2 separate regions of the Homo sapiens genome follow, and region 2 is linked to region 1. A link is a contact called in ENCODE Hi-C or POLR2A ChIA-PET data. All regions are on one chromosome and are shown on one strand. Each heading gives the region's core, a stretch centred on a gene start or an enhancer-like site at or near the end of the contact. The rest is flanking DNA. Distances are from core to core; before and after follow the strand shown.

Region 1 (7,613 bases), core at 3,021-5,520:
CTCAGATTTGTTCTCTGTAGTGTGTTAGCCTGTTGAACTTCAACAGTTTTCCATTACTTGAAGTGGGTTAAATGCAGACGGTTGGGGGTGCCATACCACTTCTAGTTCAGATCATCATGTTTCTTTGATTAGGCACTATAGTAGTCAGCTTTTGCTAAGTAAGTCTATAGTAACAAACGAACCTAAACCTCAGTTTCCCCTTCGCTCACATTATATATTATGTCAGCTAGTGGCTGAGGCTCTGATCCATGTAATTTCTTATTCTAGAACCCAGGCAGAAGGACCAGCCTCTATTCAGAACTTGTCTCTCTTGGTGGAGGGAAAGAGCAGGCACACTAGTAGAGAAAGGCAGTGACTCTTAAAGCTTCCACCCAGAACTGTCGGATTGTCCCTTCCACTTATATTTTATTGACCAAAGCAAGATTCATGTTTCTAAACTTTGTGATTACAATATGACATTTAACCGAAGAGAGGAGGAAAATCCCATCATGGGATCATAGCCAAGCCTGGAATGCCTGCGGGGCAGCACTGGAAGTCACATAGTAGTGGGCAAGCCTGTCTATTCCTCTAAAGGAGAGCAAATATGTGGGAACAATATTTCAATCTACCACAGGTATTTAGTGGACTTACCTTTTCACTTATTTATGTAAATCTAATTTCCATGTTTTTCCTGTTTGTTTTCCTCCAAGAATTATGTTTCCAACTCTAAGGGAATAGTGGCAACCCTAAATTATAGCCTTTTTAAAAGAGAGCTCTGTCTCTATTTCAGGACTTTCACAGGATCTTATTCTCCTGTGTAGTCAACCCTCTTGCAGCTGGTGTTTACATCCAAATCAGGTCACTGGCTGGCATTTACAGGTGAACCTTCTGGGTCTGTGTCCCAAGAGGAGAGTAGGAGAGAGAGGGAAGAACCCAACATTCATTTATTTACAAATATTTATTGAATACTTTCTGTGTGCAGGCAGTATTGTAGATGCTAGGGATGGAGGAGTAAACAAAGCAAAGCTTGTTGAGCTTCCACTAAGGAAACAAGCAATATGAAGCTATGTGGTAAAAGTGCTATGACGACAAGTAAAGAAAGGAGAGAATGGCAGGGTAAGGTGGTAAGAGGAAGACTTTCAGAGGTAACATGTGAGCAGAACCTTCATTAAAATGAGGGCATGAGCTAGAAGCATCTGGGAGGAAAATCATTCTCCTGCACAGCATAAAGACTCTGAGATGGGGAGAAACTTGGCAGGATTAAGAAACCTCAGGGAGGCCAGTATGACTAGAGCAGTATCAGAGAGAATATGTGGTAGGAAACAAAACAATCATATACAGATTTGTAGAGGTGTTAATTATGGATTTTATTCTAAATGTGATGGAAGCCATGAACGGTTTGGAGCAAGATGGTGATATGATCTGATTTGTTTTTAAAAGATCATTCTGGGCTGGGAGTGGTAGCTCACGCGTGTAATCCCAGCACTTTGGGAGACCAAAGTGGGCAGATCACCTGAGGTCAGGAGTTCAAGACCAGCCTAGTCAACATGGCGAAACCCCGTCTCTACTAAAAAAATACAAAAATTAGCTGGGTGTGGTGGGGTGGGGGGCCTGTAATCTCAGCTACTAGGGAGGCTGAGGCAGGCAGAATTGCTTGAACCCCGGAGGCAGAGGTTGCAGTGAGCAGAGATCACGCCACTGCACTCCAGCCTGGGCGACAGACAGAGACTCCGTCTCAAAAAAAAAAAAGTCATTCTGGCTGCTAATATAGCGAATGTGTTATAGCAAAGGAGTGGAAGAAGTGAGGAAGGTTCTACCTCTTCAGTGCTATCCAATACTAAGGTATTACTCTTAACATCTCTGGCCCCATATGTGGTATTTAATGTACACGGATTTAAGAGATTCATGTTTATAAGCTTTGTGATAAAAATATGATAATGTATGCCTGAAGAAAGGAAAAAATCCACCATCAAACTGCATTATTTTAGAAAAAGGAACTAAAATAAGATGTATACATTCGTTAGGAAAAATTTGAAATGAATAGCGAAAATATATTTAATATATGCCTAACAGCCCATATTGGAAGGTGAGAGAGGAAAAGTGTAATAGATTAAGTCAGTCAGACACTGAATTAAAAAGTCTCTCTGACCAAAGCAAAAGAAGCCATATTGCAGAGGAAAGTCCTTCTTAAAATAAACCATATCAGCTGGGTATGGTGTTGCATGTCTATAATTTCAGTACTTTGGGAGGCCACGGTGGGAGGGTCCCTTGAGCCCAGGAGTTCAAGACCAGCCTGGGCAACATAGGGAGACCCTGTCTCTACAAAAAAAAAAAAATTAAAAAAATTAGTTGGGTGTGGTGGCATATGCTTGTAGTCCCAGCTGCTCAGGCTACTCAGGAGGCTGAGGTTGGAGGATTGCTTGAGCCCAGGAGGTCACGGCTGCAGCGAGCCATGATAGCACCACTTCACTACAGCCTGGGTGACAGAATGAGATTGTCTCAAAAAAAAAAAAATTGATGAGATTTAGGAGACACATCAGTCTGATCAGCAGTGGAAATCACATTAGAATTTGACTCAAGAGAACTGTGTCTCATCTCTGGATCTCCAATTACTGGCTCTGGGACCTTATACAAATTACTTAACTTTTCTGAGTCTTCATTTTCTTATCTATAGAAATGGAGGATACCAGTTTATTCTTTATAGAGTTTTGAGGACTAGATTAGTTTTGAGGATTAGATGAGATATTACAAATGAAGTGCTGGCCCAGTGGTTGGTATGTATTATAAGTATAAACATTCTTATGAACCTGAATTCTGTAGGAAATTGCTCTCAGAAAGCTGTTATCTCCAAGAGATTGACCCAAAGATGGTATAGAAAATAAAATGCAATGGCCACAAGATTGAGTGTTGACTGTCCTCTAAGTATTTGCAATTGAGAAGGGTTTTTTCCTGGCCAAGCACGGTGGCTCACGCCTGTAATCCCAGCACTTTGGGAGGCCAAGGTGGGCAGATCATGAGGTCAAGAGTTCAAGACCAGAATGGCCAACATGGTGAAAACCCATCTCTACTAGGACTACAAAAATTAGCTGGGTGTGGTGGCACGTGCCTGTAATCCCAGCTACTTGGGAGGCTGAGACAAGAGAATCACTTAAACCTGGGAGGCAGAGGTTGCAGTGAGCCGAGATCACACCACTGCACTTTAGCCTGGGCGGCAGAACAAGACTCTGTCTTGGAAAAAAAAAAAGAAGGGTTTTTTTCCCTTAAAAACCTAAACCATCAGTGATCTCCATTGCTGAAATTAGTGGGTGCCAGTTGCATGAAATTCCAGGATGTTTATCTAACCTAGGGTCCTCCCTCCTCTGAGGGGAAGAAGTAGATGCCAGGAGAGGTTTAAACCATGAAGTGGCTCGCACACTGGGTGTAGCTGGAATGTACCTCAAGCAGGCACGTCAGTCCACTTCTTTGGCTGCATTTTTGAAAGGTGTGTCAAAGTTTAGCATTATTCCTGGGGATGGTCTACTCCTGAAGAGCAGGCCAGGAAAATTCCCAGTAAGTGACTAAATGAATAAATGGAAAAATGTCGCAGTTCCCTCTCCTCAGAGCCTCGCACAAAAGGTAGCCATTACATAGGCCACTGTCAAACAGTCCTCTGAGAGATTCCCACACTCTTCCTCTTCCCTCTAGACTACCCATCTGCCCCAATCCCCCCCTTGAGCAGCCTATTCTGTTTTTTCTCCCACTACAGCAGCCAGCCCCACCGCCTGGTGTAGAGCTTGAAGATGGAAAGGGAAGATAGGATGGGCAGAAACTGCCCTGCAATAGCTACATCATCCCCGAAACGCATACCTAAGAAAACCACTAAGGTCACCACACCCTGGAGGTGACATTCGCATGATTTATGCCTCTCTTGGGCTTTAGATTTTATTCCTTTACTTTTCTATAACTCTGTCATGACCAGTTTAAAGGCCCCAATGTCATGTCCTCGCATTAACAACCAAGGCTACAATGCAAGCCCTGCCATGTGCGCTTCTTTACAAAAGGTCAAAGTAAAAAGGAAATCTATACCAAAGAGCCTCTAGATACTATTTCCAGCTTCGGGGAAGTCCATAGTAGGTACTTCCACGGGTAGAGAACATTATCTTAGACTGGGATAAGGGTTGGTATTCGCAGTCCCCTTCCTACGTTCTGCCCATTGTAAAGACCAGGGTCAGCGTTGAGCCTCGCCCTTCTTGCTAGAACTACAACTCCCAGGATGCCCCGCGGCACGGGAGTGCGCACGCGCGTCGGAGGCGAAGGAGGAACCCACCGCACCTACAGGGCGGTCGAGTGAGGGAGCTGCTGGCGGGTGGGTCTGGCAACTCTTTGGGAGGCCGACGCGGGCGGACCGGCGGGTGCTGGGAACCGAGCCTCGGCTTGCGGCCGGCAGTTTCCGTGGGTCTGTGAAGAGGTCGGCGGCCCCTGCGGGCGCCAGTCAGGTAAGCCCAGCCCGGTGCTTTCCAGGAAGTCCGTCTGCGGGCGCGGGTAGGGAGTCGCACCGGCCATGGTGGCTGAGGAGGGAGAGGTTGCTGCCCGCCGGCCGCCCGACTCCAGGCTCCTTCCCGACGGGTCCGTCTCGGGGAGCAGGGGTGCGCGGGGGCTGCTTCTGCGCGAACGGCCCGGGCGGGGGACGTGGGGCGCGCTGGGCGTCGCCCGCCGGTCTAGGCGCGCGAACCTGGCGTTCCCAGTGAATCACCCGCGGCCCGGGCGCCCGGGTTCGGGACCGGCCCCCTCCCCTCCCGCTGAGCCGCGGCCGAGCTGGCTCCCTGCACCCTACCCAGCGTCGCCGGGACGCGATCACACCGAGATGGCACCGAGCCTCCTTCAAAGGCTTCGGCTTGTTGAAAGTGGGGCGGCGGAGTGGGGGAGCCAAAACTTAGGGCACACCCTTTTTGTGATTGAAATGTGGCTGCCCTTGCATTCACCGGTTTGATCTGTCTGCTCTTAGAATTAAGTTCCTAGCTCCCAGGCAGCACAGCTGGATCCGGCTGGGAAGTTTGTGTGTTAGTTTGTTTTGAGGACGTGACTGTGTCGTTATATTTTTGCTTGCGGGGGATGGTGTGTTTCCTCCGCAAGCCTGCATTCTGATTACAAACAGAAATGGGAAACAGCCACAGTTTCTTTTTTTCTTTTTAATGTTTAGTTAAGAATCGCATTTCCAACTTGCCCTTGGCCTCTGTTAAAACCAAAAGTCATCTGGCAATGAACACTGCAGTAAAACTTACCCCAGGAGGCCATACTTCAACAGGAAATAAGCCTGTGGAGATTTAAGTTAGTTATGTGCAGCCTCCCTTGGTTTGTAACATTTTCATGCAGCTCATGTCTCCTCTCCTTTTCTGAGAAACCTTCAGATTAATTTTTTTGGCAGATTAAATTGATTAATTGGCCCGTCAAAAATATATTAGGCTTGGAAAAATAGCTTTGCCAAGTCTCATTTACTCTTGCTAGTTTCTTCTTCCTAGGCACCTTTTCACCTTTAAGAGTCAGCAATCATAATAGTTACAGTCCCCTTTCTTACACATTCCTACGAAAGGAACAAAACGAATTAAAATGTCCCAATATATTTTAATTCTTTGAGCTTTCTTTGCTTTTGCAACTCTCAGAAATTGTAGTTTGCTGATCTTTAAAATTAGGTTGTTGGACCAGATGACCCCCAAGATTATTCTGCCCCTAAATATCTCTCGTTTTTAAAAGTTCATTTATTTTGCTCATTCAGGAAACACTGGCGATATGCATTCCAAGTCCTATGATAGACATGAGAAAGAGCAAACATGAGTTCTTGAGAATGCTGTAGACCTACTGCTCAATTTTATTTAATCATATTTTTTATGATTAATTCCTAAATTTTGTGGTATATCCAATATGCCAACCTACATTGTAATTAATAACTTCATCTGAAATTAAATAGGTACAGGTCAAATCCCATTCAAAGATTTTTCGTGTCTTAATTACTGGCCCATTGAAACAAAACAGGTTTGGTACAACAGAAAGGCCCTGAATGGTGGAGGGCAGTCTTTTCAAACACTTTAGCATGCATAATTCATTCAGGATATTCTAGGTTTGAAGTAGAGTCCAAAGTCTGTATGTCTGATGGGTGATGCTGTCAGAGACCATACTTTGAATGTCAAGTGTGGGGAGGTAATTTTAGAGGTATTTTCAGGTGTTTTTAATAGCAATTTAAATACTGGTACTGATAACTGATATTAGATACATAATTGATGGCTTTTTCAACTCTCAGTTTTTTAAAATACTGTAGTCCTATGAACTCTAACAAGAACAATTGTCATCATAAGTTTTTCTCCTTCTTTCCTTTTCCTTTCTCTTTGCTAGTTTTTCTTTTTTCTCTTTGCTTTTTTTTTCTCTCCTCCTCTTCCTTCCTTAATTGTTTTCATTCACATTAATTTGGCAATTCATGAATTCAAGTATGTGTCTTGCCCCATTCTGTATTCTGTACAAAGCAATGTTTCAGGCTCCTGGTGAATATGTATAAGACATGAGGCCAGGGCCGGGCCTGGTGGCTCACACCTGTAATCCCAGCACTTTGGGAGGCCAAGGTAGGAGGATTGCTTGAACCCAGGTGTTTGAAATCAGCCTGGGCAACATAGCAAGACCCTGTCTCTACAAAATAAAATAGATTAGCCAGGTGTAGTGGTGATGCCTGTAGTCCTAGCTACTCAGGAGGCTGAGGCAGGAGGATTGCTTGAGCCCAGGAGTTTGAGGTTACAGTGAGAGACAATGATTGTGCCACTGCACTCCAGCCTGCGTGACAGAGTAAGACCCTGTCTCTCTAAAAAAAGAAAAAAAATTATATATATATATATATATATATATATATGAATGACATGGTTCCTGTCTAGGACCTTATTCTCTTTGGGATTAGGCAGATATACTTATGTATAGTCCACAGCACTTGTAAGAGCCACCTGTAGGGAATAAAAACGTGGTAGATATTCAGGAGAGATATTTTCCAGTTGCAGGAGTGGGGAACAACTAAAGTCAATATTTTTTTCCATTCACTGGTCATCTCTTTCCCCAGGCTATACTGTCTATACTGTTTGAATGTATGTGACATATCTACATAGAGTATAGTGGAATTCTGTAAATTTATTTTATTTGGAACCTGAGATGAGCCAGATACATGAACATAATTAGAACCGGATGTGGTGGCACGCTTCTGTGGTACCAGCCACTTGGGAGACTGAGGCAGGAGTACCACTTGAGCCCAAAAGTTCCAGGACAGCCTGGGCAACATAGCAAGACCCTGTCTCAAAAACTAAAACAAAAGAGAAAATCAATTATATCTGAGCAATATCACAGGGAGGATGAGAGGCTTTGCGGATAAAAGTATACCTGGATAGAGGGAGGGAGAAAGATAAAGAGGAGGATCCAGTAAACAGTAGAGGAAAAAAAGGCTTTTAGTAAGGTTTTCTGGTGTCAGTCTGATGTATACTGATATTTAGGCTGTGTTGTAGCTGGCAAACTACTCTTCACACTTTTCAGTTGCTCTTTAATATGCATGAGCTCTCTCGATTAGAGTAGATGAGGAGGGCATTATTCTCTAGGCCGTGTGGCTAAAGCGCTATCATCCCTTGGTCATT
Region 2 (7,613 bases), core at 1,669-4,168, 250 kb after region 1:
GGGGTTCTAAGACTTCTAACAAATGTTAATTTATGTACCATCTGCATTCAGATGTCATTTGGGTTCTATTGTTCATAATGACCAATTAGCATAAAAGAACTATAGAGGTTCAAGTCCATGTTTCACAAAATATACATTAAAGTTTGATGTTATGATGTCTCAGAGAGGACTTAACAAGGACACTAACATGATACTAAATATGTGACTTAGGGTGTTTCATTTTTATAAATATTTCCATCACCAACTCCCTTAGCACTATCTTCTAAATGGCTTCACTATTTAGAATCTGTCTCCTGCACCCCTGCATCACCAGGGCTTTCCTTATCTGTCCAGCTGCTGAGCAGAAAAGCATGAGGACATTGTTTTATTTCTAACTTTTAAGAAAGTGGGCCGGGCGTGGTGGCTCATGCCTATAATCCCAGCACTTTGGGAGGCCGAGGCAGGCGGATCACCTGAGGTCAGGAATTTGAGACCAGCCTGGAGAACATGGCAAACCCGTCTTTACTAAAAAATATAAAAATTAGCCGGGCATGGTGGTGGGTGCCTGTAATTCCAGCTACTCAGCAGGCTGAGGCAGGAGAATTGTGTGAACCTGGGAGGTGAAGGTTGCAGTGAGCCAAGATCTTGCCACTGCATTCCAGCCTGGGCAACTACAGTGAAATTCTGTCTCCAAAAGAAAAAAAAAAAAGAAAAAAAAAGAAAAAGAAATAAAAGCTCATTGTTGAGAAACTAGAAAATGCAGGTAAGGAAGTGGGAAAAATTCCCCAGAATCCCATTACCTGGGTATGATCACTGTTAATTACTATTAATATTTTGGGTCTTTCCTCTTCCCCTCCACTCCTTCCAAGCTAATTGCTTTATTTTTTCATATACAAAAGGTAAAAATCATTCAAAGATGCATAAAATAATTTCCTCTTTTCCCTCCCTCTATATTCTCTCCCCTCCAAATATCCCTATCTCCACAGGTAACCAACGTTAATAGTTTATTATACATTTATCCAGAATTTTTCAAATGTATATACAAACATATATGTACTTATAATTGGGTTATTCTGCTTACTGTTCTGCAACTTTCTTTTCTCACAATACATTTCAAGCATCTTTCTATGTTGGTAGTAATTGACTTTGTTGTTTCTAATGCCTGTAGAGTATGTAATTATGAGGATGCATCATCATTTGTAGAACCAATTTCCTATGAGCGGACATTGTTTACTATCACAAGCAACACTGTAATAAACATTCTTTGTGTGTCTTTGAGCCATTTCTGAGGATATGCTTTTAGAAGCAGAAACTCTGGAACAGAGTTGGTTTATGCTGAACATTTCAGTGGATCTCCCACAGGCTTTTAGCCTGTCTGCCCCAGTGCAGCAGATGGGTTATTGTCAGCTGGTGCTTCTGACCCAGGCTGTGTCACACCCGTCGGAAATGTTGTGCATTTCACTCCTGGATACCAAATTGTCCTCTAAATGGCTGGACCAATTTATATCCACAGTCTGTTTCTCCACCCAAGTACCCACTTTTCCCCACTCTGGCCAGTGCTGCATATTATCAGGGAGTTCATATTTTAAATATATATATATATTTTTTATATATACATATATTTATATTATATATATATTTTTATATATACATATATTTATATTATATATATATATTTATATATGTATTTTCCCCCCAGATGGAGTCTCACTCTATCGCCCAGGCTGGAGTGCAGTGGCGCGATCTTGACTCACTGCAAGCGATTCTCCTGCCTCAGCCTCCCGAGTAGCTGGGACTGCAGGCACACACCACCACGCCTGGCTAATTTTTGTAGTTTTAGTAGAGACACGGTTTCACCATGTTAGTTGGCCAGGCTGGTCTCGAACTCCTGACCTCGTGATCTGCCCACCTCGGCCTCCCAAAGTGCTGGGATTACAGGCTGAACCACCGCACCCGGCCTCATAATGATTCTAAAGAACCCTCTCTAAATATGTCACACAGGTTGCAAAAGTCCATGATAAATATTTTTTCTTGTGTCTTTCACAAAGTTTTTTTTGTTTGTTTCAATGTAGCTCAATCTGTTAATATTGTCTTTTATATAGCCATACTTGGGATGGCCTTCCCCATACCAAAATTATTGAACTAGTCTTCTATATTTAATGTTGTAGATTTATATCTGTAATCCACTTCAGATTATTTATTTTTGAGACAGAGGCTGGCTCTGTCACCCAGGCTGGAGTACAGTGCCACGATCTCAGCTCATGGCAACCTCTGCCTCCCGGGTTCAAGTGATTCTTCTGCCTCAGCCTTCCAAGTAGCTGGGATTACAGGCATGTGCCACCATACCTGGTTAATTTTTGTATTCGTGGTAGAGATGCGGTTTCACCATGTTGGCCAGCCTAGTCTCAAACTCCTGGCCTCAAGTGATCCACCCACCTTGGCCTCCCAAAGTGCTAGGATTACAGGCATGAGCCACTGTGCCTGGCCCACCTCAAATGTATTTAGCAGCTTAATTTTGATATAATGCATATACCATACAATTTGCCCTTAAAGTATACAGTGACATGCTTTTTACTATATTAACAAGATTGTGCAACCATCACCACACTCTGATCTCAGAAAACTTTCATATCCCCTAAAAGAAACCCTGTCCCCACTAGCAGTCACTCCTCAATCTATCCCCTGGATCCAGTGGTCCTGGGTCCCTGACTCTGGTGTCTCTCTGGACTTTGGAGTCCGCTTGCCCTGCCACGCCTGCCCATCTTCCCTGCCCCTCCCTGCTTTCGTGTTCTTCTCAGACCTTGGACTTGGCTTTTTAATGTATATTACAGTGTCCACCCCTCCCCTCTACCCTTGGGAACAGCGAGTCCTGGATGCTGCTTTCTTTCAGATCCAGGGCACCAACTATACTAATCAGCAACTTGTCAGCCTCTAATACATGTTTCTGCTTATCCCTGAACAACTCATCCTGACTCATCCCACAACTGCTCACGATTCAGTCTGAACATGTCTCACTCAGCCATGACACCCAGGAGACAGGGCCTTCAAGCTTGATTCTGTATTCCCCTTCCCCTGATACGATCACATGTAATAGATGCATGTGAAGCTATGGGAAGAAATGAGGTGGTTGAGAACAAGAGTGAATGGTGAGAAGGAACCAGGACTGACCCCTGTAGGACACTAACAGTCAGAGGCCAGAGACAGGAGGCACAGTCAGCAAGGGAAGCCAAGAAGAAGTGATGAAAGAAGTAGACAGAAAATCAGGAGAACAGGACTCAGAAGTCAAGAGACAAAAGTGCTTCAGCCTGGAGGGGGAGGCCAGCAGGATCAAATGCTGCTGAGAGAATTCACATATGAAGCTGACTAAAAGATACACAATGGACTTGGCAACAGAAAGATCATTGGTGACTTTAGCAAACTTCCGTGTCCATGATCAGGTAACTCCACTATTTAACATCCTTTAAGACTCCCCAGTGCCTTTCAGATAGAGTATCCTTCGTTCTGGCATCATCTTTTTTTTTTCTTTTTTTTTTTGAGACAGAGTCTTGCTCTGTCACCCAGGCTGGAGTGCAGTGGCGCCGTCTCAGCTCACTGCCAGCTCCGCCTCCCGGGTTCACGCCATTCTCCTGCCTCAGACTCCTGAGTAGCTGGGACTATAGGCACCTGCCATCACGCCCGGCTAATTTTTTCCATTTTTAGTAGAGACAGGGTTTCACCATGTTAGCCAGGATGGTCTCCATCTCCTGACCTTGTGATCCACCCACCTCGGCCTCCCAAAGTGCTGAGATTACAGGTGTGAGCCACCGCGCCTGACCCGGCATCATCTCTTATCACTTCCACACACTCACCCCAGGCTCCAGACATACTGAGCTACTTGCATGGATAGATGGCCCATTCTCTCTTGCTACCGTAGTGTCCCCTCTGCATGGAACCCTTTCCTCTCTGAAAACTCTCAAATGTCCTTCCTGATTAGCTCAAGTGCCATGTCCTCCAGGAAGCCCTCCCTGACCTCTCAGATTGGGTTGGGTGGTTCTCTTCTCTCTCCCCATAGCACCTTGTGTTGGTACAAGGTACATTTTCCCTTGGGGGTATGTCTTATCCAGCTTTGTTTCGCAGTCCTCTGGCCAGGGCCTGTCCCCCGGTTTTCCCAGGCACGCAGTGAAGCAAGCCTTGTTAGTGGAGGTGGGGGATGCATCCAGCTTCCCTCAGACCAGAAAACTTGCAAGCCAAACTGGCTGTGAGCCACGGACTCCTCTTTGGGTTCACATAGGTCAGGTTTGCTAAGAGACCTGGGCCAGGAGTGCAATTCCTGGCAATTTAGTCCTTGGGGTCATTAGGTTGCAAAATCCCCAGTGTCATCAGGTTGATTGCTTTTCCCAGCACTATCTATGTCTCCCCACACAACCGGCCTTGGCATCTCTCCACCTCTATCTGCTCTCCTGCCCCAGGTCCCTTCCCTCTGCATGCACTCATCTTCCAAGCATCTGAGGACCTCTCACCGACTCACATTTGCTTCTGCATGTATTGGTCTCCCTGGGGTCTTCCCTTGCCCCACAGGTCTTTGCACCGTACATGGGTAACCCTGAGTCTGGTCTCTCTGGTTGGATGTGAACTCCCTGCAAGGACGAGGAGAACACTCTTCCTCCTTGCATTTACGGAGTGCAAACCTCCTATACTCTACCGGCTGAGTTCAGGGAACATCGACTTGTATGTTATCAGTGACCAAAGAGGCAGGCATTAGAGGGCCAAAAGCTTTCAAACCACTTTGAGTGTGGTTCTTAGGCGCACTGGTGGAGCTACACCCAAGATGTACCCATGGCACACTCCTCCCCTAAAACCCCACTCCCAAAATCAGAGCTCAGTCTCCTCCTTGCCCTAAAGCCAGGCGCCCCCTTGTGGAAGAACGCCTTCTCCTCAGAGAGGTCAAGTGCCGCTCCTTGCCTGCAAACCACACGTTGCCCCTGACAGAAAACTCTTCCTAAGATTAGAGAGTAGATTCGCTCTGCTTTTAAAAACACGTAATAATGCATGTGCTTTATTACTGATAATAAAACTGTGCCTATTCATGTCATAAAATTTAGCAAGTGAGGCAAATTATAAAAAAGATCCCATTAAAAAAAATTACCACAACCCTACCTTCCACAGACAGCCACTGTTGACATTTTGGTGTTTTATCTAGTCCCTTTTCTATGAAAATATATGAAATATGTAAAAAATCTACGTATGGGTATACATAACATAGAAGTTAAAATATAAATTTGGCGGCTGAGGCCATGCCTCCTCCAGACCGTGGCTGAGCCCTCTGGCCTTGAACACCCCCCGCCTTACTCAGCCTGAAGCCTTGAAGCCTGCCCTCCCCCAACACCTTGGCACCCCAGCTTCCCTATCCTGTTCTACTTTTGTTTTCTTCAACACTTACCACCTTTCCCCTCTATACAGTTTCCTTATGTATCATGTTTACTGTGCATCTCTCAATCGCCCCTCAATATAAGCACCAAGAAGGCAGAATCCTTGTCAGTTTTGTTCAATGATGCACCCCAAATGCCTAGAATAGCTCGAAGCACACAGTAGGTACTAAATAAGCATTTGTGAGAAGATGACTTAAGATTATATAAATCTGCTGTTTTTCATCTTTAAAAATTATTTGTAAACCTATGTAATCAACAAGAGCATATAATATTCCACCCTTTTGTTATATCATGATTTATTTTACCATTCACCTCTTGTAAGTCATCTAGGCTGATTATAATTTTGCATATTATTAATCTCAATATCCATCATTTATCTACCTACCTACCAACTATCTCTCTACATTCCTAGCTCTGACCAGTAAAAAGGCCTATATATGTAGAGGGCAAAAAAAAAAAATCCTCATTTCTCATTAAAAAAATAGTCCCTCTAATAATTAATCTTAAAACTTCATTTCTCATTCTCTTGGCATTTTCTTTCTAGCTCTGTTCTCCTGGAAACCTGATAAAGGTGGAACGTTGGCTGTGTTACCAAGCAACAATGCTTGTGGTAAAAATGATCCACTTCATCTGGACAGCGAGGGCCGTGAATGAATCATAAGTACCTGGTGGGAAGCTGTGGCTCTGGAGTTCTGAATCTTGACTCTTGGAGCTCGGCACGCCCCTTGAGGAGACAAGGAAGCTATTCCCATGAGACTCTTACTAGAAATATCAGTTTCTCATTGGAATAAGGCTTTAATTTGCTATGTATGTGACATTTCAGTTTACCTGGGTATCCTGTATTTTATCTGGCAACCCTACTTGAGGAAAAGGAGCTAGAGAGACACCTGCCATCATGCAGTTGGAGTGCTGTTTCATGCCTTTGCATCCTTATTCTAAATTAAGTTAGACCAGGCACGGTGGCTCACGCCTATAATCCCAGCATTTTGGGAGGCTGAGGCGGGTAGATCACCTGAGATCAGGAGTTCGAGATCAGCCTGGCCAACATGATGAAACCCTGTCTCTACTAAAAATACAAAAAATCAGCCGGGTGTGGTGGCGGACTCCTGTAATCCCAGATGTTCGGGAGGCTGAGGCAAGAGAATCTCTCAAATACGGGAGGTGAAGTTTGCAGTGAGCCGAGATTCACCATTGCACTCCAGCCTGGGCAACAAGAACAAAACTCCATCTCAAAATAAATAGTTAGTGCCAAGCATGTCATGCTGTAGTCATGCGAGTCTAAGTGTCTAACAGACCCTGAGAAGAACTCCAAAGTGGGCATCGTAACCTAGCAACAGTGACCATCCTAGGAAGAATAGCACCCCAGGAACCCAGATTATGTTCTGTAAGTACTATTCTCCACGGAAAGGAAACAGCTCATTCTAGTCTGGGGCAGCAAAGGTACGGGATGAACCTGGAACATCCTGTCATACCAGAAAGCGAGGAACATATTGAAGACCACTGTGCTCATATCAGAGGACTCAGGCACTTGCCTGGAGAGGCTGAGCTTTGCTCATAGGAAGAGATGGGGAGTGAGTGTGGGTAGACATGTAACAAGATTGGCTGTTAGTTGATGATGATTTAAGCTGGGTGATGGGTATGTGAGGGAGTCACTATGTTATTTTCTCTAAATTTGCATTTTTGAAATTGTTCATAAAAAAAGTCTAAAAATATTAAAAGAAAAAGTGACTATACCAATTTCCATTCCCTCCAGCAGAGGTGTAGAATCATAATGGTAATTTTAGATGGCGACATGAAGTATTGAGTCATTTATACAGCCTATTATAAATATTTAAATATATATACATATATATATTTAAATTTAGACAGAGTCTTGCTCTGTCACCCAGGCTGGAGTGCAGTGGTACAATCTGGCTCACTGCAACCTCTGCCTGCCAGGTTCAAGCAATTCTCCTGCCTCAGCCTCCAGAGTAGCTGGGATTACAGGCATCCACCACCATGCCCGGCTACTTTTTGTATTTTTAGTAGAGATGGGATTTTGCCATTTTGCCCAGGCTGGTCTCGAACTCCTGACCTCAAGTGATCCGCCCACCTTGGCCACCCCAGGTGCTGGAATTACAGGCATGAGCCACTGCCCCCGGCCTGTATTTTAAATATATTTTAAAGATATGCTGTTATATAAGCTGGGAATTTGAGAAACTTGGATATAAAGAAGACTGAGTTGGC

Evidence for each region. Hi-C counts contacts between places; a loop is a spot of excess contacts on that map. ChIA-PET counts read pairs that join two places held with the same protein, here RNA polymerase II (POLR2A). Pooled maps may share reads with other maps.
Region 2: a loop to region 1 is called in a pooled map, with 2.5 times the contacts of the local background. The contact joins the enhancer-like site here to the promoter of TMOD3 in region 1. A Hi-C loop is called at or near these places in 4 of 50 pooled maps. POLR2A ChIA-PET finds 5 or more read pairs at or near these places in 2 of 52 experiments (MCF 10A and PC-9).

Annotation. Positions count from the first base shown.
Region 1 is chr15:51,825,383-51,832,995 of GRCh38, forward strand. It overlaps TMOD3 (tropomodulin 3), which reads left to right and starts at 4,271. Exons shown (of 10, transcript NM_014547.5): 1 at 4,271-4,454. RefSeq lists silencers at 4,176-4,330, 4,551-4,830.
Region 2 is chr15:52,074,198-52,081,810 of GRCh38, forward strand. All of the region lies in intron 1 of LOC112268150 (a long non-coding RNA gene), which reads right to left. LOC124903494 (a long non-coding RNA gene) reads left to right here and starts at 6,560. Exons shown (of 2, transcript XR_007064637.1): 1 at 6,560-6,771. RefSeq lists an enhancer at 2,965-3,044. Within about 2 kb of position 2,919, at least 2 of the 41 ENCODE cell types and tissues checked have a DNase peak (open chromatin) inside an H3K27ac peak, as active enhancers do.